3 separate regions of the Mus musculus genome follow, and regions 1 and 2 are each linked to region 3. Evidence: chromatin loops called from intact Hi-C (ENCODE). Cell type or tissue: gastrocnemius. All regions are shown on one strand. Region 1 has its middle 29 kb from the start of Ehbp1. Region 2 overlaps Gm39609 (a long non-coding RNA gene). Region 3 overlaps Gm12052 (predicted gene 12052).

Region 1 (8,000 bases), 300 kb after region 3:
ATGCAGCATATAGCTAAATAGGCTCAAGGAAGGACAGCCAGCCAGAGACTCAGTTACTGCCAAAGTCTCCACATGAGCTGATAGGTAGATGATGCCCTGAGAAATGAGCTGATAGGATAGATGATGTTATGGGTTATGAAATCTTAGAGGCACCCACCTTGCAAAGAAGACTGGGACTTAATAGATTCTTTTTCTTTGGAACTTAATTTCAAGAGAAGTGGAGAATAGTGGGTTTTTAAAGAAATGTTCTCTTTCAGGCTCTGATTTTTAGCTTGAAAACAAATTAGTGAAGAAGGTAATTTGCTATTGGATTTATAAATTAGACATACCAGATAGCACAAAAGACTAACACTATCTTCTCTCTTACACTGGTTTATTTATTTATTCATGGAGATAGAGTCTTGTTATGTAGCTCCTGGACTTGAACTTCCTCTGTAGACCAGGTTGGCCTTGAATTTCTTGAATTCAAAGATCCTCCTACCTCTTCCTCACAGCTCTGGGACTAAAAGCATGTACCAGTAAATTAAGATAATCAATAATATGCTGTCCTCAGAAGAGGCAGAAATAAAGGATACATGCCTTTTCAAATACCTTTTATATCACACACATTGCTTCACTCTATATTTCACTGAGTCTTTCCTCCCATCCAGTGAGTTTCCTCCCAAATGCAGATTGCAATGGCTAAATTGTCAGCTTGATCCGAAGTCAGAATTACCTGGTACCATCTGGGAATGTCTGTGAGAGATTGTCTGGATTATGTTAATTGAAATGACAAGTGCTGACCACTATAGGTGGAAGTATTTCTTAGGCCACATTGTAGACAATTTAAAAATGTGAAAGGAATGAGCTAAGCGCTACTATATATACATTACATTACTCCCTGTGTCTGAGCACAGACCTAATGTGACTGCCTCAGGCTCCTGCTTGTGATTTCCCTCTCAGTGTTGGACCTTTAACAGTGAACTGAAACAACTTCTTGTTCCCTCTTGGGATGCTTTTGCAAGAGTATTTTATCACAGCGACAAACTGAGAGACCAGCCATTTTCACAGCAAAAGCATAAGAAACAAATCACTTCTGAAAGTGGACAATCGATATATGACCATTTAAAAATAATTTCCACAAACTAGAAATTTTATTATTCCACATTAAAAAAAAATAATGATACAGGGCCCAGTGTGGGTTCAGAATGACTGCTCTGGCTCTGACTCATGGAGGGCGCTGGTGTGAGTACTGAGGTCACTTTAACTAACCACGTACATAACTCATAACCCAGCAGTCCCAGAGGATATTTGTATCTGAATCACTGGAAACCCATCATTTTAATAGTCATCAAGTCACTGCAGTATTAGAGAATTTAAAAGGAATTTGAAATGAAATTAAACTCAAGTCAGAGACAGCCAAGAAGCATAGAGATCTCAAGGCCTCCTCAGTGAGCTGTAAGAATGAGTGTACACGTGACCTCAGAGGGAAAGACACTGACTTTCAAGGGAATAAAAAAGAAAAGGGAAAGATTTAGCATCTATTTGGCTATATCTTCCTGAAGAAGAAAACCTATATTATTGAGATAATCTTTACAAATCCCTTTTGCTAATAAGCCCAAACCTGGTTGTTTTAGGATCCCGTTATGTATTACCAAAACCGAAGGACTTCCTAATAAAACATTTTGTTATATATTTACCTATTCATATATTTAAACTGAGTTTTTAATTCTTAATGAATGAATGATAAAGTATACACAGAAAACATTTATAGTTATTACTAAACAAGCAGTAGGTGTTGGAGCTTTGGGAAGTGAGCAACAATTGAAGATTTGTAACCTTCTGTACTTTTTGTTTTACATAGTTTTCATGGATATTTTGAAAGGTTTCTGACTTAAGTAAGACTGTGATAAATCTGCCTTCTGACCACAGTGGGCTGTATATAATATTTCAAGTTTGGGTGATATCTTGCCCAGAAGCAGATGGACATCTTTTAGGCATGTAAAAAATTCTGAAAGTTGTCCAGTTACAACACTCAATGTTAGTTTAGTTTTTTGTGAATGGGGCCTTTTGGAGTAGCAGAAAAGCCCATCTGGGGAGAGAAGAGAGAGTGTGTGAGTTGTTATTGACTTATTTGTACCTTTAGGCCTGATGTCTGAGCCTAGGGATAAACCTCCAGCCCCTTCTGCATTTTTGTAAACAGGATCTTGCTAAATTCACCAGGGTAGCATAAAATTTCAATCTCCTTGCTTTAGGTTCTAGAATGTTAGGATTATAGACATGTGACATTATACTTGGTTTGTATTTTTAAGAATAGAATTTTGAATTAATCCTAAATAATTATAAGGTAGTGAGACAAATGATATCCAACTATAAAGCCATATATAAAACTGTAATAGTCAGGGTTGTGTGATTTAATAGGATTTTCATTATAAATAATTTTTTTTTAAATTCAGGCTTTATGTATACACACAATTCAGGTTAATTTTGAACTCACAATCTCTCTTCCCCACAGTTCTATTGGGGGCTGAGTTTACAAGGCATATACCAACCACCATAATCAATGTTTTAAACTTTGGGGTTGCTCAAATATTCTTTCAGCAAGTGTCTAAGCCAAACATTAAGATTTGTTTATGTTATGTTATGTTATGTTATGTTATGTTATGTTATATTGTGTTATGTTATTTGTTCAAGTTATGAACCTGGGATAGTCTGAAAAAGAAATTTGAGTTCCACTGAAAATTGATTTCAAAGGACAGATCCTACGTTCTCCTAAAAAGGAACCCAATTAGAAACCATTGGTATTTGGAATTTTCTGGCTGATTTCAGCCAATTTGAAATACAAACTGGATACATTAGTGCCTTTGTACATGACACAAATTCAAATGAAAAGAATGCTGTACATGTGATTATTTTCTGTTTTATATTTTCAAAGGTCTAGTGATAGACAGTTCAATAAGAGCGTACTGGCTTTGCAATTTGTGAGGAACTAGGCTTCTCCCTGCTAACAAGGTAGTCATAACAGGTGGTTATAGGTGGTCACTGTAACCTATGAGACAATGGCGTGGCTGCTGTTTTCTGGAACAGAACTGTTTGTGGTTAAGGGTATAGGTGGTACACAGCCCAATCCTTGAGAAGTAGATGTTTAATCATAAACAGGAGTGAACCTAATTTGTCTTTACTATTAGATGGCTTTTAAGCATAAGATGGAGACAGGACAGTTTAATTTTACAGAGGAACCAGTGGAATGGTGATAAACATAAGTGCTGTTTACAGGATGCAAAGTTAGGATCCAAGAAACACGCAGAACCTATACCTTAAGGTTCTGAGCCTAGAAAAACCTAGTTCTTTACATTTTAGTGTTAGGATATTGTATTTGGGGGCTGGAGAGATGGCTCAGTGGTTATGAACAAGTGCTTACCATTCTTGCCAAAAACTGGCTTGGTTTCCAGCAACCTTACCAGGCAGCAGGCATTCACCTGTAACTTCAGTTCAGGGGATCTGATGCCCTCTTCTGGCCTCTACAAGCACCCCACCACCACCACCACCACACACACACAGCACATACAAGTTCATGCAGGCTTTTCATACACAAGAAAAGATTTACAAAGAAAAAGAAGAATATATTTTGGCCTGCTTCCAGAAAATTCAGTTATCTCAAGACTGTTTAGCTATATATGAATTGGGAATGAGCACATGTTGTAACAACAGTATCTTCCATTTTCCTAAAAGCCCCTGTTCAGCCGTTTTACTCATCTTGGAAATTCTGACTAAAAACTTTCAATTTTTAATCAATCAGAAATTAAAGCCTGACAAGAGTCATTAAAAATATCCCAAACCATGGAAAAATAAACTTTATTAAGCAACAAAAACCAGAGGTTATCAAAAAGAGAAACAAACAGAGGAAGGCTTTTTAAGTCTTGCTTTTTGTATAATCTTCTGTTTTGAAAGTGTGCTAGAATTGGTCATCTCTTCTGTTCCCTTCGTTCCTTCCTTCCAGCTTTTCCATGCATCCCCCTTGCTCTCTTTCAGATTCAAGGCCTCCTTTTCTCTGTTTATACAATCCTAAATACCTAAATACAACCTGCTCAGCCTATAATGTTATCTATATGTATATGATCTCAGGGCCAACAACTTAGAATTCGATAGCCAGTTGAGGGGGCCCTTCCCCAGGGAAGACCATTTGGGAGAAATATTTTGTTTTGTTTTCTCACATTTTTTCGTCTATTTTTATTTTATATGTATTGAAGTTTTGCCTACATGTTTGTAAGGACAGTTGTGAGCTGTCATGTGGGTGCTGGGAATTGAACTTAGGTCCTCTGGAGTAGCAGGGAGTGTTCTTAACCACTGAGCCATTTCTCCATCCCTGGGAAAAACTTTTGCTTTAAAGACTTATTTATTTTGTGTATATGAGTACACTGTTACTGTCTTCAGACACACTAGAAGAGGGTATCCAATTCCATTACAGATGGTTGTGAGCCACCATATGGTTGCTGGGAATTGAACTGAGGACCTCTGTGAGAGCAATCAGTGCTCTTAACCACCGAGCCATCCTCGAGCCCTGGGAGAAACATTCAAAACCTCTTTTTAAATTGTCCTTTTATGTAACTATTTATTAAACACAGCTGCTTTTTAAAATTACAAAATTAGAGTTGGAAGTTGGTTGTTAGATCTCCCCCACCAATGTTCAGATGAAACAACTCAAGCATGTCTTTCTCTGCCTGAACATTTGTGTTTTCCTATTAATCTCTGTTATCAGGTGGACTTGCTGCATCAGAGTCCTTGGCAAAAGAATGGTCTCTAAGAAAGAACCTTCTTTTATAATAATTCCACCTAGAGTCCTAGAATTACATTGGTTCAAATATAAATCTGCTAGTATTGCGCAGACTTGAAATACACTGTGTGAGTGTGTGTCACATTTATCATGTTATATGTCTCCTGAGAGTCATATGTATGTCTCTCTTCCTTCAATGAGTGAAGTCATACATTCCTGAGATAACATTTGGCTTGCAACAGTAACCCAGTTACCTGAAGCTCCTCCTCTCCTGTGCTTTGTCACAGATAACTTGAGTCTTTAGAACTTTGAGACAGTTGATAAATATTTACATGAAGTAAAAATTTTTAAAAAGTGGAAAAAAAAATTTTCCCCAAACGGTCTCCCCTAAGGAAGAGCCCCCTCAACTGGCTATCCAATTCCAAGTTGACAGCCTTGAGGTCGTATACATATAGATAACACTATAGACCGAGCAGGTTGTATTTAGGTATTTAGGATTATGTAAACAGAGAAAAAGAGGCCTTGAATTTGAAAGAGAGGGGGGAGGGGTAGGATGCATGGAACGGCTTGAAGGAAGCAAGGGGATGGGAGAGATGATTGGTTCTAGCACACTTTCAAAACAGAAGATCATACAAAAATCAAGACTTTAAAAGCCTTCCCCTATTCATTTCTCTTTTTGATGACCCTTGGTTATCATATTGTACTGGCTAGATCTGTGTCAACTTGACACAGGCTGGAGTTATCACAGAGAAAGGAGCTTCAGTTGAGGAAATGCCTCCACGAGATCCAGCTGTAAGGCATTTTCTCAATTAGTGATCAAGGGAGGAAGTCCCTTTGTGGGTGGTGCCATCTCTGGGCTGGTAGTCTTGGTTCTATAAGAGAGCAGGCTGAGCAAGCCAGGGGAAACAAGCCAGTAAAGAACATCCCTCCATGGCTTCTGCATCAGCTCCTGCTTCCTGACCTGCTTGAGTTCCAGTCCTGACTTCCTTTGGTGATGAACAGCAATGTGGAAGTGAAAGCTGAATAAACCCTTTCCTCCCCAACTTGCTTCTTGGTCATGATGTTTGTGCAGGAATAGAAACCCTGACTAAGACACATATCTCTTAGTTTTGTCTTAGACTGTATGCTAGTCAGCTGTCTACTACTATAAGAAACACACAAGTTGAGCATGGGTTCTTTTCCATCTGAGTCAGACCTTGGGCACAAACTCTGCAACCAGTCCCACAACACCCAGAGGAAGCGCCACTCCCAGGTGCTCTAACATGCCCAGGACCACAGAATCACAGGAGCTTGGTCACACCAAGATCTCAGGGTCCCAGAGGCAGCTTGACTCCCAGGAGCACTGACACACCCAGGATCTCAGGATCACAGGATCACAGAATCACAGGATCACAAAGACAGCTGAACTCTGAAGAGTTCTGACACAACCAGCATCACAGTAAGGACAGGCTTCAGTCAGATATAGCAAGAACAGGTAGCACTAGAGATAATCTAAGTAACAGAAACCATGGTTACTTGGCATCATAAGGACCCAATTTTTCCACCATAGCAAGTCCTGGATACACCATCATACCAGAAAAGATTTGGATCTAAAATCACTTTTCATGATGGTGATAGAGGACTTTAAGAAGGACATAAATAACTCCCTTAAAGAAATACAGGCGAACACAGGTAAACAGCTAGAAGCCCTTAAAGACAAAACATACAAATCCCTTAAAGAATTACAGGAAAACACAATCAAACAGGTGAAGAAAAGGAACAAAACCATCCAAGACCTAAAAATGGAAATAGAAACAAGGAAGAAATCACAAAGGGAGACAACCCTGGAGCTAGAAAACCTAGGAGAGATCAGGAGTCATAGATACAAACATCACTAACAGAATAGAAGAGATAGAAGACAAAATCTCAAGTGCAGAAGATACCATAGAAAACACTGACACAACAGTCAATGAAAATGCAAAAAGCAAAAAGCTCCTAACCCAAAACATATAAGAAATCCAGGACACAATGAGAAGAAGAGACCTAAGGATAATAGGTATAGAAGAGAGGGAAGATTCCCAACTTAAAGGGCCAGTAAATATTTTCAACAAAATTATAAAAGAAAACTTCCCTAACCTAAAGAAAGATGTCCATGAACATACAAGATGCCTACAGAACTCCAAATACCAGACCAGAAAAGAAATTCCTCCTGTCACATAATAATCAAAACATCAAATGCACTAAACAAAGAAAGAATATTAAAAGCAGTAAGGCAAAAAGGTCAAGTAACATATAAAGGCATCCCTATCAGAATTACACCAGACTTTTCACCAAAGACAATGAAAGCTAGAAGATCCTGGGCAGATGTCATACAGACCCTAAGAGAACACAAATGCCAGCCCAGGCTACTATACCCAGCAAAATTCTCAAATAACATAGATGGAGAAACCAAGATGTTCCATAAAAAACCAAATTAACATAGTGTCTTTCTATAAATCCAGCCCTACAAAGGATAATAGATGGAAATCATCAACACAGGAGGGAAACTACACCCTAGAAAAAGCAAGAAAGTAATCTTTCAACAAATCCAAAAGAAGATAACTACAAAAAACATAATTCCACTTCTAACAACAAAAATAACAGGAAGTAGAAATCACTTTTTCTTAATATCTCTTAACATTAATAGACTCAGTTCCCCACCAAAAGACATAGACTAACAGACTGGATACAAAAACAAGACTCAGCATTTTGCTGCATATAGGAAATGTACTTCAGTGACAAAGACAAACAGTACCTCAGAGTAAAATGTTGGAAAACAATTTTCCAAGCAAATGGTCCTAAGAAACAAGCTGGGGTAGCCATTCCAATATTAGATAAAATCAACTTTCAACCAAAAATTGTCAAAAAGGAAAGGAAGGACACTTCATCCTGGTCAAAGGAAAAATCTACTAAGATGAACTCTGAATTCTGAACATCTATGCTCCAAATGCAAGGGCACCCACATTCATAAAAGAAACTTTATTAAGCTCAAAGCACACATCACATCCCACACAATAATAATAGGAGACTTCGACACCCCACTCTCATCAATGGATAGATCATGGAAACAGAAAGTAAACAGAGACACAGTGAAACTAACAGAAGTTATGAACCAAATGGATCAAGCAGATATTTATAGAACATGTCATCCTAAAGCAAAAGAATATACCTTCTTCTCAGTACCTCAAGGTACCTTCTCCAAAATTGACCATATAATCCATCACAAAAC
Region 2 (8,000 bases), 180 kb after region 3:
GCATGCCAAGCTAGTTAGGAGACATTAATTTAAGGTTTGTACCAGACAGTGAAAAAGGTTGCTAAAATCTAGGGTTGGCAAGGGAGTGGGAAAATGTCCAGACCCCAGTGATGAGATGGTGAATCCACATACTCTTTGGAAATTAACTCATCACTCTTAAATGTATAAGCCATGTGTTCTTGTAGTTCCCAGTCTAAAAATCAATGTGTTGTAACTTTAATTTTTTTCAAAACCTATTTTTAATGATGGTTCTTAAATATTTTAACCTCCCTTTTAGTCTACCACCTACCAAAGGTAGTGGGGAAGAAAGAATATGGAGAAATGGACCTTCTAAGAAATGGTTTTGGGGAGCAATGACTGTCTGTTTTGTCTGGAAATCAGCAGTTCAGTAGAGTTGGATTAGCAGCAGTGGTGACATGATCAAGCAGAGATAGCCAGGCCTCAGCCTTGGTACACATCAGCAGGAAGAACTGGGAGGAATGCCAGAAGTTCTTGGCTGTGCCTCTCTCAGCAAAGACATGAGGGCCCACAATCGCTGCACAGCTAGCTCTATGAGCAAGCCTTGCTCAGCCCTCATTACTGCCTGAGAGTCCTATTTATACCCTCCCCCAACATCACATGTCCTCCACATGTCTCTCCTCAGCACTTGTGTCTATCACTCTGCCAATCAGCCCTAGTCCGTAGAAGCAGCAAAACTGCCACACACCACCAGAAGTTTTTTGGTGCATTTCTCTCTATGGAGTCCTGATGAATACAGCTCAACTATGCAATGTAAGGCAGACCAATACATGTGTGTTGTTATTGAAGAATCCTTTATCACATGTCCTTTCACATTAGCAGAACATTCTTTCCCCTGTGTCTGCTTCAGCTAAACATTCCTCCACAAGTCTGCCTTAGCCTTTCACCTGTGTCCACTTCAGGAAAATACTTCTGTTGTTTGCCCCAGCAAAACACCATGCAAACTAACTTTTCAACTTTCCAAAGAACCCTTAATTTTCCACTTCAAAATGTCTTCACAGCTTGCTCACTATAAGATTCAAAAGCAGGAACAGCTTTAAGAGAGAAACAAAATACCAAAAAGACATTAAAATGAAATCTAGAGATTGTGTTTATATTGATAAAGTCTTCCTTGGTACCATGTGAGGTGAATATGGAGGTCACAGAAGAACATGGGTTGGTTTTAGTAACCAAACAGGTAAAGCCGGACTCTATCTCAGCTGTGTGATAGTTCTAATTGGAAAACAACAAAAATCTAGAAATAATTTGTATAGGGATGTACTGGCTAGTTTTGTGTCAACTTGACACAGCTGGAGTTATCACAGAGAAAGGACCTTCAGTTGAGGAAATGCCTCCATGAGATACAACTGTCAGGCATTTTCTCAATTAGTGATTAAGGGGGAAAGGCCCCTTGTGGGTGGGACCATCTCTGGGCTGGTAGCCTTGGTTCTATAAGAGAGCAGGCTGAGCAAGCCAGGGGAAGCAAGCCAGTAAAGAACATCCCTCCATGGCCTCTGCATCATCTCCTGCTTTCTGACCTGCTTGAGTTCCAGTCCTGACTTCCTTTGGTGATGAACAGCAGTATGGAAGTGTAAGCCGAATAAACCCTATCCTCCCCAACTTGCTTCTTGGTCATGATGTTTGTGCAGGAATAGAAACCCTGACTAAGACAAGGGATTTTTGTCTCCTGGAGAAGGGGAAGTAGATTTAGATAAGAGAAATGTATACATTTTGTTCTGTAGATATTTATGCTATTTGATTTTGGTAGCAAAAATATGTAGTAATTTTACAATTAAGGATGTGAAGAATATAAAATAGTAACATAAAAATATTAAGACTGTCTCATAAGTAAGAGGCTTTGTAAGTTTTATTTTTTCTGTTAACAAAAATGCAGATAATGTGTCTGTTTTCCTTTTTCCCTTGGCCACCAGGAAATTCACAGCCAACTTTAACACATGAACGCTGGCGGTGTCAGGGCCCTGTAGGCCTACACTTCCCTGTCTTGGGGCGAGGAGGAGACCTAGGCTCTCGTGATTTGCACAGACAAGGCAGGCAGAAGTTTTTACTCTCGAAGCTCTATCAAAACAAACGAGCTCTGATTCAGGATCTCAGTTTACTTCTAGTCCAGAGCCACATGGGCAGACCTGAGTGACAAGTCTTATCTTCACTGCGAAGATGCAGGGGCGCTGTTAAGGCGAGGAGTGACTAGATCTGAATCATGTTTGGAGAAACCCCACACATATGGTGGAGGAGAGAAGAGGCTGGCCCAGAGGAAGGTAGTGGTGCTTATTAAATACCCACAGACTGACTGGATAACCTTGGCTTAAGTGACTACAGTAACCTCAGAGTGTTTGTTGAGTGGGGACTACAGCCTCTCAGTCAAGCACAGTTGGATGGCTTGGTCTGAACATGAGCCAGCTGGCCAGTGTGATCCCAAACAGAAAAAAAAAAAAATCAAAATCAAAACAAAACAATAAAACTACTCCACAGTCACAGCAAGCCATTGCATAAGGAGGACAGTGTGAGCAATGTCTTGTGGTAGAAAAGCAGTGAAGGCAGTCACTTACAGGCACAGCAGGTAATTTCTGTATCTAGACAGGGCCTCTTTGCTGAGAGTGTGGGAGGGACACTCACCTCATCTCTGTGAAGGAAGTGAAGCACCAAGAAAGGTTACTGGCTTAGGGTCAGACCTAGATCTGTGATTTCTGTCACTTATTAACTGGATAGCCTTGAGCAGCCCCAAGAGCCAGTGCCTTCATTCGTAAAGAAGGTTAAAGACCCATTTCCAGGCACAGGAGGGTAAAATAAGGGAAAGCTATGAATTCTAAGGGATTAGAGTAACTTTTTAATTTTTATGATTCCACTTTGTATGCCCCACACATCCCAGGCAGAAAGAAAAATATTTAAAAGATGACATTGTTATGTTCCCATGAGTAGCCTGGGATATCTGTTTTGGGGCTTTTTATACCTTTAAATAGCAGAATCCCTAGCTAGTCTGTGTTGTCCCTTTAAATCTAAGGATGGGGGGTCACAGATCTTCCAATTTAGCTGCTAAGCCTTTAAATAATGGGCTTGCCCACCTCCACCCTTGCACTGTTCCCTGGGCTTCTGGGATGTCTCTCAGGTAATTCCAGTACTCTTGGCGGCTGCCCCAGTTCACAGCTGCCACAGGGATCAGCTACTCAAAAAAACTGTTGCTGAATTAATATTGGCAGTGTGTGTGGGTTATATTTGCAGAGCATTGGCAGGCACCAGGGACCTACTGGTTAAAGTCCATTCTAACCTTTCCTCTGTCATGCTTGAAAAATATGGGAGGTTTTCTGCTGCTGTTGGTAGCTGAAGACCGCCCCATTCTCCGCTTCCCCTAGATTACGTGTGGTGGAATACTTCTCACGCAAGAAGGAGAAAAATGTCCTGGTTGAAGTGAAAATCCTTTCCTCAGAGGACCAGTTGCTGTCAACTGGCAGTTTTGGGTCGTTTCTTTGCTGTTCCCTCTGGTCTGTCCAGCAGGTGGTGGAGTTCCAGCAGCCTTGTCCCCAGTCAGACTGTCCTGTAATGCTCAGCACGTGATAGGCGACTGCTGTCTGACTCACTCCTGCTGCCTCTGGCTCTGGGGCTGTGTAAACACCACAAGGAACGGCAAGAACAGAGTACTCCAAGCTTTTCCTGTAGTTTCCCTCATCAAACAAAGAACAAATTCGTGTTGACTGAATATAGAACTGCCTGTGTCAGCTGGGATTTAAACTCTTAATCACTTTATTCTTAGCAAAGACCCAGAAAGAAACCCTAAATTGTTTCTTTGTTCATTATCCACCTATGAAAACACATTTGTTAACAGTACTGAATGTATCATGATAGACAGCTGAATCCAAATTATTCTTGAGAAACAGATTAATCCAGTGTGCTGCTGAGTGCCTGTGACCCCAGCCTTGGGGTTTGGGTAGAGATAGGTGGATTTCTGAAGCTCATTGGCCAGCCTGGCTGGGCAAATGGGAGAGCTACAGGTTCAATGAGAGATCCTAGCTCCAGAAGCAATGGAAGATTGATCAAGGAAAGGTAGCTGATATTGAAAGTCATGCATGTGAGCATGTGCAATAAAGAAAAATGAAAAAAAAAACCAACTTTAAAAAGTCAGCAGCTAAAGAGGAAACAACAACAACAGAGAAAAGAGAGAGAGAGAGAGAGAGAGAGAGGAGAGAGAGAGAGAAAAGAAAGTGGGAACATCCGTTATAGGCAAAACTTCAAGCCCCCAAATGTTCACACTCACACATTTCAAATTAGACATTTCAAAAACAGTGATTAAAAAAAAAAAAAGGTTTTAGAAAAATGTAAAAACGAAGCACTTCTAGGTTTGCTTCTCAGTTTCTTCAGAAAGTCTATATAACATTGCTTTTGTTTGGCCCCTGCTGTCTTCAGACTCATTTGGTTAGAGACTTAATTTGGTGGCTGAAACAGGGATCAATGCTAGAGGAAAATTTGGGTCAGAGTCTTTCTTAGAGTATTACCAATGGCAGATAGCTCCTCTCATGCCTTAGAGAGCCACCTCCAAAGGTATATGGTGTCCCTGTGATGGTTAAATACTAATTGGATGCAATGGAGAATCACCTGGGAAGGGGGTCTTAATGAGGGACTATCTATCCATCAGATTGGGGGATTGATGTGTGAAGGCCCAGCCTAAATGGTGTGTGGGTGACACTCTTTCCTGTCTCTAGGCTTTGGGTTGTACAAACAAGGAGAAGATAAGCAGAGAGTATATATATGCATCCATTTCTCTCTGCTCTTGGTTGTGGATATGACATAATCAACTATTTTAAGTTCTCACTGCCGTGACTTCCCTGTAGCAATCACCATATAACATGGAACTGTGAACTAAGATGAACCCTTCCTCACTCAGTGGCCTTTTCAGGGTATTTTATCACAGCGACTAGTGTTGTGATCTTGAATGTCTCGGGGCTTCAGAAGGACCACACCAGGCCACACAGTTCCATGTGAGGTTTATTGGTAGAGAGAGGAGCAAGGTGGTGGCAGAGAAGGGGGAAAGAGAGAAAGAGAGATTGGGGGGGGGGCTTTCTTTATGTATAGGTGATAATGTAACACAGGTAAAGGTGGGAAGTGAGCCAAGTGGATTCTGGGAATATGGTGGCTGTTGCCTTGGCAACAGGTCTGCATGTCTCGCTTATGTGATGTCACAGGTTTTGGAGGTCCTGATACAAACAACTAGAAAGGAAACTAGTAGTTCAGGTATGGAATAAGACATTTATGAGAACCTCTTATATGAGCAAATCAGGAACACATCATCTTATGGGGTTCCTTAAGAGAATTCTGCATGTCACAGGGTCACATACACATGATTTCTCTGTTAAGACCCTAGTTACTTGGAGTCATAAAGGACAGGAAGGATTTCTCTCTTTGTTCAGAGTTCAAGAACTCTCATACAGTTAAATTCTGTACTATATGTAGTGGTATGTTGCCATAGCTTTCAGATTTTCCTGCCTCTGATAAGCCAATCATCAAACACTTCTTCCTTACAAAATAGCAGTGGAAAGCTAGGGCAGAGGCAGCGATGTGGGAACATCCATCCATCCCATCCTTCCCTTCCATTCTCCAGATAGCTACTAGTGGCTTTTGCTCAGAGGCCTCTTTTCACCTGATTGATTGCTAAAGTTGGGGCTGACTTTGGCACCATCTAGCCAGACACAGTGCTGGAGGATCCAAGAGTTCTACATCTTGATCCAAAGGCAGCAGTAGGAGATTCTCTTCCACATACTGGGTGGGGTCTGAGCACAGGACCTCAAAGCTCACCCCCACAGTGATATACTTCCTTCAACAAGGCTACACCTACTCCAACAAGGCCACACCTCCTAATAGTGGCACTTCCCATAGTCTAGACATATTCAAACCACCACAGTACAAGAGCTTTTCTCACCTCTAGCCATCCTAACAGGCATGCCTAGCTACCTGTCCCCACTTTCTAGTCAAGGAGCTGTGAAAAGATGTATTCACTGTGTCCACACTGGGAAGAAGAGATAAAGGGGTCCAGTGAGCCTAGTCCATCTTTGGGATGCTGACATCCACTCGATTTAAGTAAAGGGAGAGAGGTGAACATAATCAAGCAGTCCTAGTCGAGATACCACCCCATCCTGCCCACCACTGAAGGTGGTCCATGAATTGTTAAGTCTCTTCACCAGTCATCCTCAAGGGAGCATGGTGCTTGCTACAAGATGACTCCTGTGCCCAGATAGCAGTCTCACCCTGTAGGTAAATATCCTCACGGTAGGAGAGGTGAGTTTGTCCTGTGGAATTTTGCTCTTTCTAGAATCCAAGGTGAATATAGGTTAAGGCCAGTGACAACTCTGTGTTGTTAGCCTTGTGGACCAAGTAAGGAGTTAATGCTTTTTTTTTTCTTCTTCAAAAAAGCTTCTAAATGTCTAATTTAAAGCTACCCAATCCTTGAAATTATTGTCATTATTAACTGGTCCTATTTCATTTAGAGATACCTTCTTTGTGAACCCATGTGCCCCACATTATAAGAGCTCTCCTTTTCTTGTCTTTTCCACCAAATAGTAAAGTTGTAAGTACAGCAAGTGGGAGTATGTGTTCTGTCAGCATCCCTACTAATCTCTCTTAGCTGCGGAGAAGTGTAAATGCCAAATGAGCTTGGCGAAGGACTAATGTGATACTAAGGTGAACACAGGTGAATGAAAAAGAAACAAAAAAGGAAGAACATGACTGCTCATAGGTATGATGGAGGAGAAGGTTTATTGTAGATAAAAATGAGGGAGAGTCCAGAGTGAACATGTCCAGACAGAGCTGTGCCACAGCATGGGGAGCAGAGGAGAGAGGATCAACAAAGAGAGGTAGCCTGGGCCAAGAGACTGGCCAAGAGGGTAAAGGTTGGTTACCTGGCCTCTTCTGGCCTCTTCTGGCCAGGTAACCAAAATGCTTGAATTATAAGGGAAAGGCAGCTTGGGAAATGACGGCTTAGTCCCTGGGCTGAAGTTAAGAGTAGGGGGCAGGGTATGTCAGCCATACCCTGTAACATGTAGGGACTGAGGGACAACCTGGGAGCCAGGTCCACTTTGATACGTGTAATAGGCACCTCAGCCAATTTGTTCCTGCTTTGAGACCTATCATAGGGGTGTACTTGAATACAACAAGTTATTATCTGCCACTAATTAGGAGGTTCATTGTGTCTTCCAAAGGGGTCCTTTTGAGGTACGTTTTAGGAGGCAAGGCCATAGGAAAGGGCACTTCACTCAAGCTTGACCTTGTAACAAAATTTGAGCAGTAGAAGTAAAAGCATTTACATCTGAGATTTTGCCACCGGGAAGAAACTCTCTGACCCAAGTTCAAAACAACTTATGTCATCACATAGGATCCCACACATAGGAAGGTCCTATACTTTGTTTAGTGCTTTATGACACTGTCTTAAAATGCTTAAAATTTAAGGAAAGGGACCCTGCATTTTTACTTTGCAAATTATGGAGCCTATACCTTGATACATGATCCAACACAGAAGAGAGATGCAAAGACAGTTCCCATGGTGATGATAAACAGAAATTTGAGGAGAGCTATCAGGGGATATAGAAGGCAGTTGGAGTCAGACAGGTGAATGAACCTCCACAATAGACATATTGGCCTTCAAGCCAGGTTTCAGTGCTGTTTAACCTTCTCATCAACCTTAAATATGGATGCTTGCCTGAGCATGCGTAGGTCAGATCTGCTACATGATAATTTTCTGGTGAAGTTCTTGCTTCATGATCATCGAGGACACTCATTTCACATTACCGGACTTTCCTCTAAGTTTACACCTGAGAGCTGGAGACAAGCTGGAAGGTGAAGAGTGTCCCTGTAGTCTGAGCACTGTAGCTGACTTCACGCCAGACTCACTGCAGCATTGCCACGTGGCCTGACTATAGAGTCCTGTGTTCCCCAGAATTGTTTTATGACCTGGCCCATTGAGTTTCCTAAAGGTCTTTTAGAAATTATAAATAAGGCTCAAG
Region 3 (8,000 bases):
GCTTTAAGGGCTTTGGAGACACAAGGCGGGCGACATAAGCTCTGACCTTGTGCCAGCAGCTTCCTGCGCAGCATCCAGACACTCCAGGGAGCAGCTTAGAAGGCCAACTGCAGCTAGGCAAGAGCTGGGTTGTTGTAGAAAATCATTTAAAATCTAAGCCCATGGTTTCAACCCCACCTTAAACCAACTAGTTCCCCAGTAAAAGTCGCACTCTCAGCCTTTATATTTACAATAAGCTCTAAATTCTTCATAGTCCTTTACTGCCAAGCCTGTGAAACCTAAACCCCACCTACTTCTCTACTGTCAAGCTATTGGCTGTTGGCATCTTTATTCACCAATCAGAATTAACTTGGGGTCATTAGGGCTATATGTAGATTCTAGGTGGGGGTGGTGGGGGTGGTGGTGGTCTGCACTTAACATTACAATACAAGCAACTTCAGGCTGGGTAGGCTAGAGACAGAAGAATGCAGGGTGGTGTCTCAACTGCTCCAGTTGGATACACCCAGGTATTTTAGATTGGGGTGAGGTCCCAGGCCTGCCTTGAAGAAGGCTCAAGAACCAGGCTAGATATAGTATTGCACGAACTACAGCATTAAGAGGCATGTACTGGCTTCCAGCTGGGGCTCTTGCCAAGGTAGGACGTGAACAATGTACAGTTCTGTTCCTTTGTCTCTCTGGATCATAAAGGACAGCATAGAGCCAAGTCTGGTGGCCCAGGCCTGTGATCCCTGACACAGGAAGATGGTCAACTCAAGCACAGCCTGAGCCTCAAAACAAAAAGTAAGAAATGTGGGAGGGTCTGGTCTGATTCCCAGTATCACAAAAAGATAAAATAGAGGCAGAGGCAGGTGGATTTCTGAGTTCAAGGACAGCCTGGTCTACAAAGTGAGTTGCAGGACAGCCAGGGCTATACAGAGAAACCCTGTCTCGAGAAACAAACAAACAAACAAACAAACAAACGAAAAAAAGAAAAGATAAAACAGAATGAATGAATGAAATAACAAAGTGAAGATAGCATTACACCAGTGGGTTGCTGGTGGGGGAAATCACTGCTACATTGATCTAAAAAAGAGTTGGGCTATTGCCCTGAAACCCATCTTGTTTGGCTTCCTGTCCTACTTAATGCTTTGGAATATTTTTTTTGAAGAGCCTCTCTTAAAGTATGATTTAAGGCTTACCACGGGATGAGTTGACTTTTTAAAATTGAAGTATAATTTTTGGACAGTAAGATGTATTTGCTCTAAGTGTCCTGTGTAATCACCACACAATCTGGTTTTAAAAGTCATCACCTCAGACTGACCCTCTGTCCCTTGTGGCTGGTCCCCAATCCTAGGCTCATCTCTGGTCTCAGGCAATGGGCCATCTTTCTGTCTCTGTGGATTTGCCTATTCTGTAACACCATTTTCATACAGAGCTGGCTGGCCTTGAAATCACAATGCCCCTGCCTCTGCTTCCTGATACCGGGTGTGTGCCACCAAGCCTGGCTAGGTTTGCATCTTAACAGGTTATGATAAGTGGAATCAAGTGACACTCAGTCCTCTGTGTACAGCGTCTTTCAGCCAGTGTGGTCTATGCATTCTGTATGAGATCTGTTCCTTTTGGTTTGTGGATAATAATCTACTCACATACATTGCATTTCCATGCACTGTTGACCATGGGTTCTGGGCTGTAGCTATTATGTACAAAGCATGTATATTCGTGTAGGTGGTTTTACATACATGTATTTAGTTATCTCAGTTGAATCCTTGTTGTGGACTGGATCTAATGCTATTTGTGTTAATTCAGTTTCCCAAATCACATGGGAACCTGTACGTCTGTCTGTAAGACTCTGAGGGTCCTTGCCCACAGTTGGCTGTAATTGGTAAATAAAGTTGCCAGTGGCCAGTGGCTGGACAGGGAGACAGAGGGGGGAACCTTAGATTTTCCCGGCAAGGGAACCATGGGGAAGCAGGAAAGTCATGCCTAAGAGCTGCAGGAGACGAAGTGTACAGCCATGTAAGCATCTGGGTAGTGACCCAGCTCCTGGCTGCTTAGGGCATATTAAAAATGAGGCTGTGTGTGTGTGTGTGTGTGTGTGTCTTTCATTCGTGAATCTAAAACATTTGGGCAGTGTCTTAGTCAGGGTTTCTATTCCTGCACAAACATCATGACCAAGAAGCAAATTGGGGAGGAAAGGGTTTATTCAGCTTACACTTCCATACTGCTGTTCATCACCAAGGAAGTCAGGACTGGAACTCAAGCAGGTCAGAAAGCAGGAGATGATGCAGAGGCCATGGAGGGATGTTACTTACTGGCTTGCTTCCCCTGGCTTGCTCAGCCTGCTCTCTTATAGAACCAAGACTACCAGCCCAGAGATGGTCCCACCCACAAGGGGCCTTTCCCCCTTGATCACTAATTGAGAAAATGCCTTACAGTTGGATCTCATGGAGGCATTTCCTCAACTGAAGCTCCTTTCTCGGTGATAACTCCAGGTGTGTCAAGTTGACACAAAACTAGCCAGTACAGGCAGGTATCGAGGAGTGCGCTGTGCGAGCACCCGCAGTGGAGTTTAGATCGAATGAACCTTCTAATGGCTTCAATCCCTGGCAGCTACTCCTGGGAACACAGTGCCGAGTGATCCGGTTATGTATGCTCAGTTTTAAAAGAAATTGCCAAGCTACTTTCCAGGTTGGGTATGCCATAGAGTCCCTCCAACAGTGTGTGCGGACTGGGCTTCTCCAAGTCATCAAAAAAGCAAAATAAACAAACAACAACAAACAAACAAGAAACTGCTTGCCCCTGTCACTTTGACTGTAGCTGCCCAGCAGGTGTGAAATCTGTTCTTCGTTGCTGTTGTTTGTTTGTTTGTTGCATGTCTACGGGCTAGTCTTTTTGATGTGTTCCTTGTCTTCTCTGCTACCCTATCTAAGAATTTGCCAGCAATATTTTAAAGCTCAGGAGATGGCAGATAAAACTCCCTGGGGATGGAAATGGGGTTTGTCTTGTTCATTAGCCACTTAATTCTAAGAACTCACTACTGAGTGGGAAGCAACACATTACCTCAGTGCTGCTGCTTTTTTAAAAAAGCTACAAACTCAATACCTCAAAACAGCACACATTTATTCTTTTAAAGTTCTTGACACCAGAGTTTGGAATTTCATTGGGTCCAAATCAGTCAGGGGAGACTCTGGGCACTGTAGAGGGAATCTGTTCTCTCCTGACTCTCTCCTTCTCTCCTCAGGTCCTCCTGCAAGATGGCTTGCCTTCTGTTCTGTAGTGAAATAAATATTCCTTTACCTCACTTCCCCTTTGGTGATATACCTGATTACATGTAGAATCTACCTAAATAATCGAGGGTAACACACTCTAGGTTTCTTTTGCCATTTAAAGAAACTTCCTGGGATTAGGCCGTGAATATCTCTGGGGTATTTCAGCTGACTACCCCAGAGATAGGTCAGCAATCTGTCTGCATGAGGAGGCCTCTGAGGTTTAGGTTTGGAGTTGGTTGGTTCGGACAACGGTTCCTGTTGAGGGGTCTTCTGGAGGCTCAGGTAGGTCCTAGAGGCATGCTGATTTGGGCTCCATAGCCCTTACGGCTCCTCTCACTCTTTTTCCTAGAAACAAGAGGAGCGGACAGCACTTGGGCAGCCACCGGGTGGTGGAGGGGCCTCTGATGGTGCCCAACATCCTGGCCCTAGTCTTCTACCACCCACGCTTACTACACAGCAACCCCTTTCCCATCCCCATCTCCTTACCCTTACCCTTACACTTGCCGCCCCTTGGGAGTCGGCCACGCTGCAATCTCTCAGGTGGCCAGCAGGGGTCAGCATCCCCGCGCAGAGGGTCTCGAGGCTGCGATGGGTGGAGCAGGGCTCGGTGGTGTCCTCCTGCCACCTCTGGTACAGGTCCTGAGTACAGCCAATGTGTCTCCACTGCTTACCCGCTCTCTTCTCTTCGCTTTCCACCTACGAGAAGGCGGCTCCCTCGGGGTCAGCTTGGAGGAAGCTAGCCTCCACAGAAGAGCCGGGAAGGAGGACCAGAGGCACCGGAAGCCCAGAGGCCTTCCTGAGAGCAGGAAGCTGTTAGATTTAGAATGAATTTTCTCCCAAGTGTCTCAGATTGTTGGCCAAAGTTACTCTGATTCTAACGTCCCGTGGTTCCTCGTCCAGCTGGTGGGTTTGGGTGGAGCCTGGTGGAATGCTTGGGCCAGTGCCTCGGGTCTGCAGTAAGAGAGCCTGGCAAAGCCAGGCATTAAAACCTCAGCCCAATTACGTTCTTTTCCACTTGTGTCCTTCCTAATTAAAGGAGGCCCTCTTGATGCCAGCATGGAATGCTGCAGACAAGGAGAAACTAAATTCTGGTCTCGAACTCAACAGCCTGTCTTTAAAGCAGATTCATTATTCACGATGAATAAAAAGTAGCTATAAACACTTGTGTATGGTGGTATGGATATACATTTCCGTAGTTGGGAATGTCATGTGTTTTTCTTGCTTGTAGAATTTCTGATTGAAAATCTTTAAGATAGTTGGAAAACAACACAGGTATCGTGGACTGAGTGGTTGTTTTGTATCAGGCAGAATATGTGTCTGAAAGGGGCGGGAGGGTCTTCCGGTCCACCCTGACTTTGGGAAGCTGCAGCATACTAGCTCTGTAGGGCATTCGGTGCTGCAGCAAAGACAGCCCTGAGAGAGACCCTTGGTGGATGGCCCTTTACTGTATGCCTGAAATCTGCATCAGCTTGGTCTAGGAGGCTTGTCTCTTTGGAATTTCTTTGTGGTGACATGGTCAAATCAAAGACATGCAGAGCCAGGCCCCGTCTTAGCTGTCCTGGGTTGCATCTAACTGAGTCCCCCATTTCCCTGACCATGTTTCCTGACTACCTCAGTCTATGGAATGTTGACTTTGTTCTTCAGCTCATTTTCTTCACCTTTACAAGAGATGTTTGTAACAGAGTAAAGCGGGGCTAACTAACACTTTCTAGTACCTCAAACAATTGCCACACTGCCAGATATACTTGTTTCACAGGATCATCTGCAATGCTAAATTTCCTTTTTATGTCATCCGTGGAAGCTCCTAACCAAAGGGGGATGGAGAATACTCACGAGTCTGAGTGATGTTGCATGTCATTGTGTGGTCTCACTATAAGCACTTCTGAGGGCTAAGCTTTCTCAGGTCCTGATGAAATAGCTCTCTAAGACAAACAAAGCAACAAAACAACTCATAGAGCCAAAATACTAACAATCAGCAACAACAGGCTCGATATTGTTAAGGTAAGTTACTGAATGCTGACATTCACAACAGAACATAGACAAGTATCTGTAATTAACCAGGTCAAAAAAAAAAAAAAAAAAAAAAAACCTGTTTACTTTCGCCTCAGGAAAGACTTTATTTATTTATTTATTTGTTTGTTTATTTGTTTATTTATTTATGTGCACCAGGCTAGGAATAGCATTTACTGCCCTGGAATGTTCTCATTCAATTCTCATGACACACGCGTGTAGAAATGATTGGTGTATACATATTATACGTGATGAGCAGATGAGCTTCTTCCCCCCCCCCCCCCCCCCCCCGAGACAGGGTTTCTCTGTGTAGCCCTAGCTGTCCTGGAACTCACTTTGTAGACCAGGCTGGCCTCGAACTCAGAAACCTGCCTGCCTCTGCCTCCCGAGTGCTGGGATTAAAGGCATGGCCACCACTGCCTGGTTCAGATGAGCTTTTGTTTTCTTTGCTTGCTATAATTGAGATGAGCTATTGATAGGGAGTCCACGCACAGCCACCAGTGAGGGTGGCTGCTGAGTTTTGGTCTCTCAGTCATCCAGCTTCTTGGTTCTTTCTGTCGCAGTGTTTCCACATTTTGTCCAAATGTTTGAGAGTCATCCATCACCTTTATCCACTAACCCTCTCTCTTTCTATAATACTAAAGAGTTCACCATTATGTTTCCTTTCCTGGAGGATCCTGGGCTTCTCACCTGAACAGGGGACGGCACTGTATCTTCTTTTATTTTTATTCACCTTGCTTCTAAAACGTTGCTTGGAGTCCATCAGATGGTCCAGTGACAGGTACTGTGGACCTGAAGGTTGCCATTCCACAGTGCTATCCTGAGGTCAAGTCCTGTTAGTGTGGGCTGCTGCTGATCCACTTCAGGACCAATGGTTCTAAGTAGCACCATTAGCATCAAAGCCTGAGGCCCTATGACTTCTCCCTAGTAGAAAAGCCTGTCACGCGGGTGTAGAATAGATCTCTCCTGCACTCCTGTTCTTCTATGTATCAAGGTCCCTCATTAGCACTCTCTTTGGTGAGATATACGAATCCCTCTAGGGACTCTTTCTTAAGTCACACTTCCTTAATGACTACCAACTGTGCGCACAATTATTGTGGTATTGTCTATCTTTCTGGAAAAATTTTCTCCCCTGATCACCAAATAATAGTCTCATTATATTTGCTATATAATAGAAGATTCTCACTCAATTTGAAGATTAGGGAAAAAGTGGAATCAGTAAGAATTCCTAACTGCAGTAAGAATTGTTACTACTTATGCTTCATCTTTGGTGTGCCTTTAGAAATCATCCAATACCAATCTGTGAATAATTTAATATTGCTGGAAAATAATATTGTGGTGTGTTGTTTACAGAATAATTAATGGCCTCTACCAGTCAGCAATGTAGAATATTGGTGGTTTATATAAAGCAGTAAGTCAATTTTTAGACCTTTTGGACTGGATATATTGTCTCATATATGTCTTATAGTTCTACTTTTAATTTAATGGGTACTTGTTAGGTATCAGGCACTTAGAACAAAGGCAAGAGATTTTGCCCTTGTATTTGCCTTGCAGAAAATATTTATTAAAGTGGCTAACAAGGTAGTGGAGGCAGAAGACACCTTTGGGAGATAAAAGCCCCACACAGTGGGTTCCAGTGAGATTCAGAGTCAAGGTTAAGGAGTGTGATTTCCCAGAGTGGAGCTGGGCTCTGTGGTGTCTATCTCTCTCCTTCATGAGTTCCTATCAGGACTCTTGCTGTTGGACTAAACGGGATTTGGGAGAACACCAAGTATTTTGAGGGTACAAGCTCAAAGGAGCATGTTTGGTTTGGTTGGGAGGTGAGATGAACAGGCCAGGGCCCAGGTGGTGAAGATCCAGGTAAGTAGACATTAAACACAAGCAGATAGCACAGTTCACTGGGGTTCCCATGTCCAGTGTTGGTTGTTTTGGTTCCCTGAGGCTGAAGTCTTCTTTGCATACCTGTGACTGGCCAATGGGAGTAGGCAACCTTGCCTCTCTTATCCCACACAAACAGGTAAGGGTTCACTGAAAAAAAAAAAATGGTCACTTCCCCTCTACTAGATCAAGGAACTTGTCCTCATCAAGGAAATCTGTGAAAGACCCCAGAGGTAACCAAATCCACTGCTGGTTAAAGTGTGTCCCCAAGCAGAGGGACAACCCATAGTCATCTGGGGCATTTGTTAGCTAAGACACACATGACCCTCATTCCAGAACTCCGGAACCCACTCTCTGGCGTGGACCTGATCCACCATTACACTGCCTCTCAGGAGTATTCAAACTGCAAGCTTGAAACCAGACTTTTGCTCCATGTTTCATCCAGGAGGTCTGGGACCTGCTGGGTAGAACTGATACTGTTTGTAATGGCTGAGCTGGAGTGGCAGGACAGGACGACTCCTGGTGCAGCATTACCCAGGCCTCAAGATGTTTCCTCTGACTGTGGACACCTGGAGTTCTCACTCTGGCCATCTGGCCCTGAAGAGGTCAGCTCAGGAACTTTGGAAAATTCCACCAGACCCCTCCCTTCCTAGAAGAGAAAGGTCATAGAGCACAGAGGCACCCCTCCTCTCTGGAAGGGAGAGGCTAATTACATTCCTCAGACCCCAGGGGGTAGGTGGTGGTGGGGACTAACCATCAGCCACCTCCGGGTGTGGGAGGCCCAGAGCACGTAGACAAATTCCACAGGACAGACTGACCATTGGCCACCTACAGACAAGGGAAGTCCTTACCACCCCATTCCCT

The links. Peaks named below come from ENCODE experiments on the same cell type or tissue, not always from the same donor. Only the 100,000 strongest peaks of a DNase experiment are listed, where the experiment ranks them.
Region 1: a loop joins it to region 3, with 3 times the contacts of the local background. A loop is called at or near these places in 8 of 42 quality-filtered maps.
Region 2: a loop joins it to region 3, with 3 times the contacts of the local background. A loop is called at or near these places in 7 of 42 quality-filtered maps.

The regions. Positions count from the first base shown.
Region 1 is chr11:22,311,478-22,319,477 of GRCm38, reverse strand. No RefSeq gene overlaps it. Among named protein-coding and RNA genes, the nearest start is that of Ehbp1, 29 kb to the right of the region's middle. In gastrocnemius, a CTCF peak has its summit at 3,492 (motif pointing left); no DNase peak of the experiment used is centred here.
Region 2 is chr11:22,433,257-22,441,256 of GRCm38, reverse strand. The region is part of intron 2 of Gm39609 (a long non-coding RNA gene); the gene reads left to right. Among named protein-coding and RNA genes, the nearest start is that of Gm39609, 6.1 kb to the left of the region's middle. In gastrocnemius, a CTCF peak has its summit at 3,486 (motif pointing right); DNase peaks (open chromatin) are centred at 486, 2,396, 3,167 and 3,497; H3K4me3 peaks cover 887 bases; H3K27ac peaks cover 4,679 bases.
Region 3 is chr11:22,613,571-22,621,570 of GRCm38, reverse strand. It overlaps Gm12052 (predicted gene 12052), which reads right to left. Exons shown (of 5, transcript NR_166746.1): 3 at 5,082-5,170; 4 at 3,741-4,214; 5 at 3,079-3,250. Among named protein-coding and RNA genes, the nearest start is that of Gm12052, 5.9 kb to the right of the region's middle. In gastrocnemius, a CTCF peak has its summit at 3,786 (motif pointing right); DNase peaks (open chromatin) are centred at 61, 3,809 and 7,868; H3K4me3 peaks cover 675 bases; H3K27ac peaks cover 1,366 bases.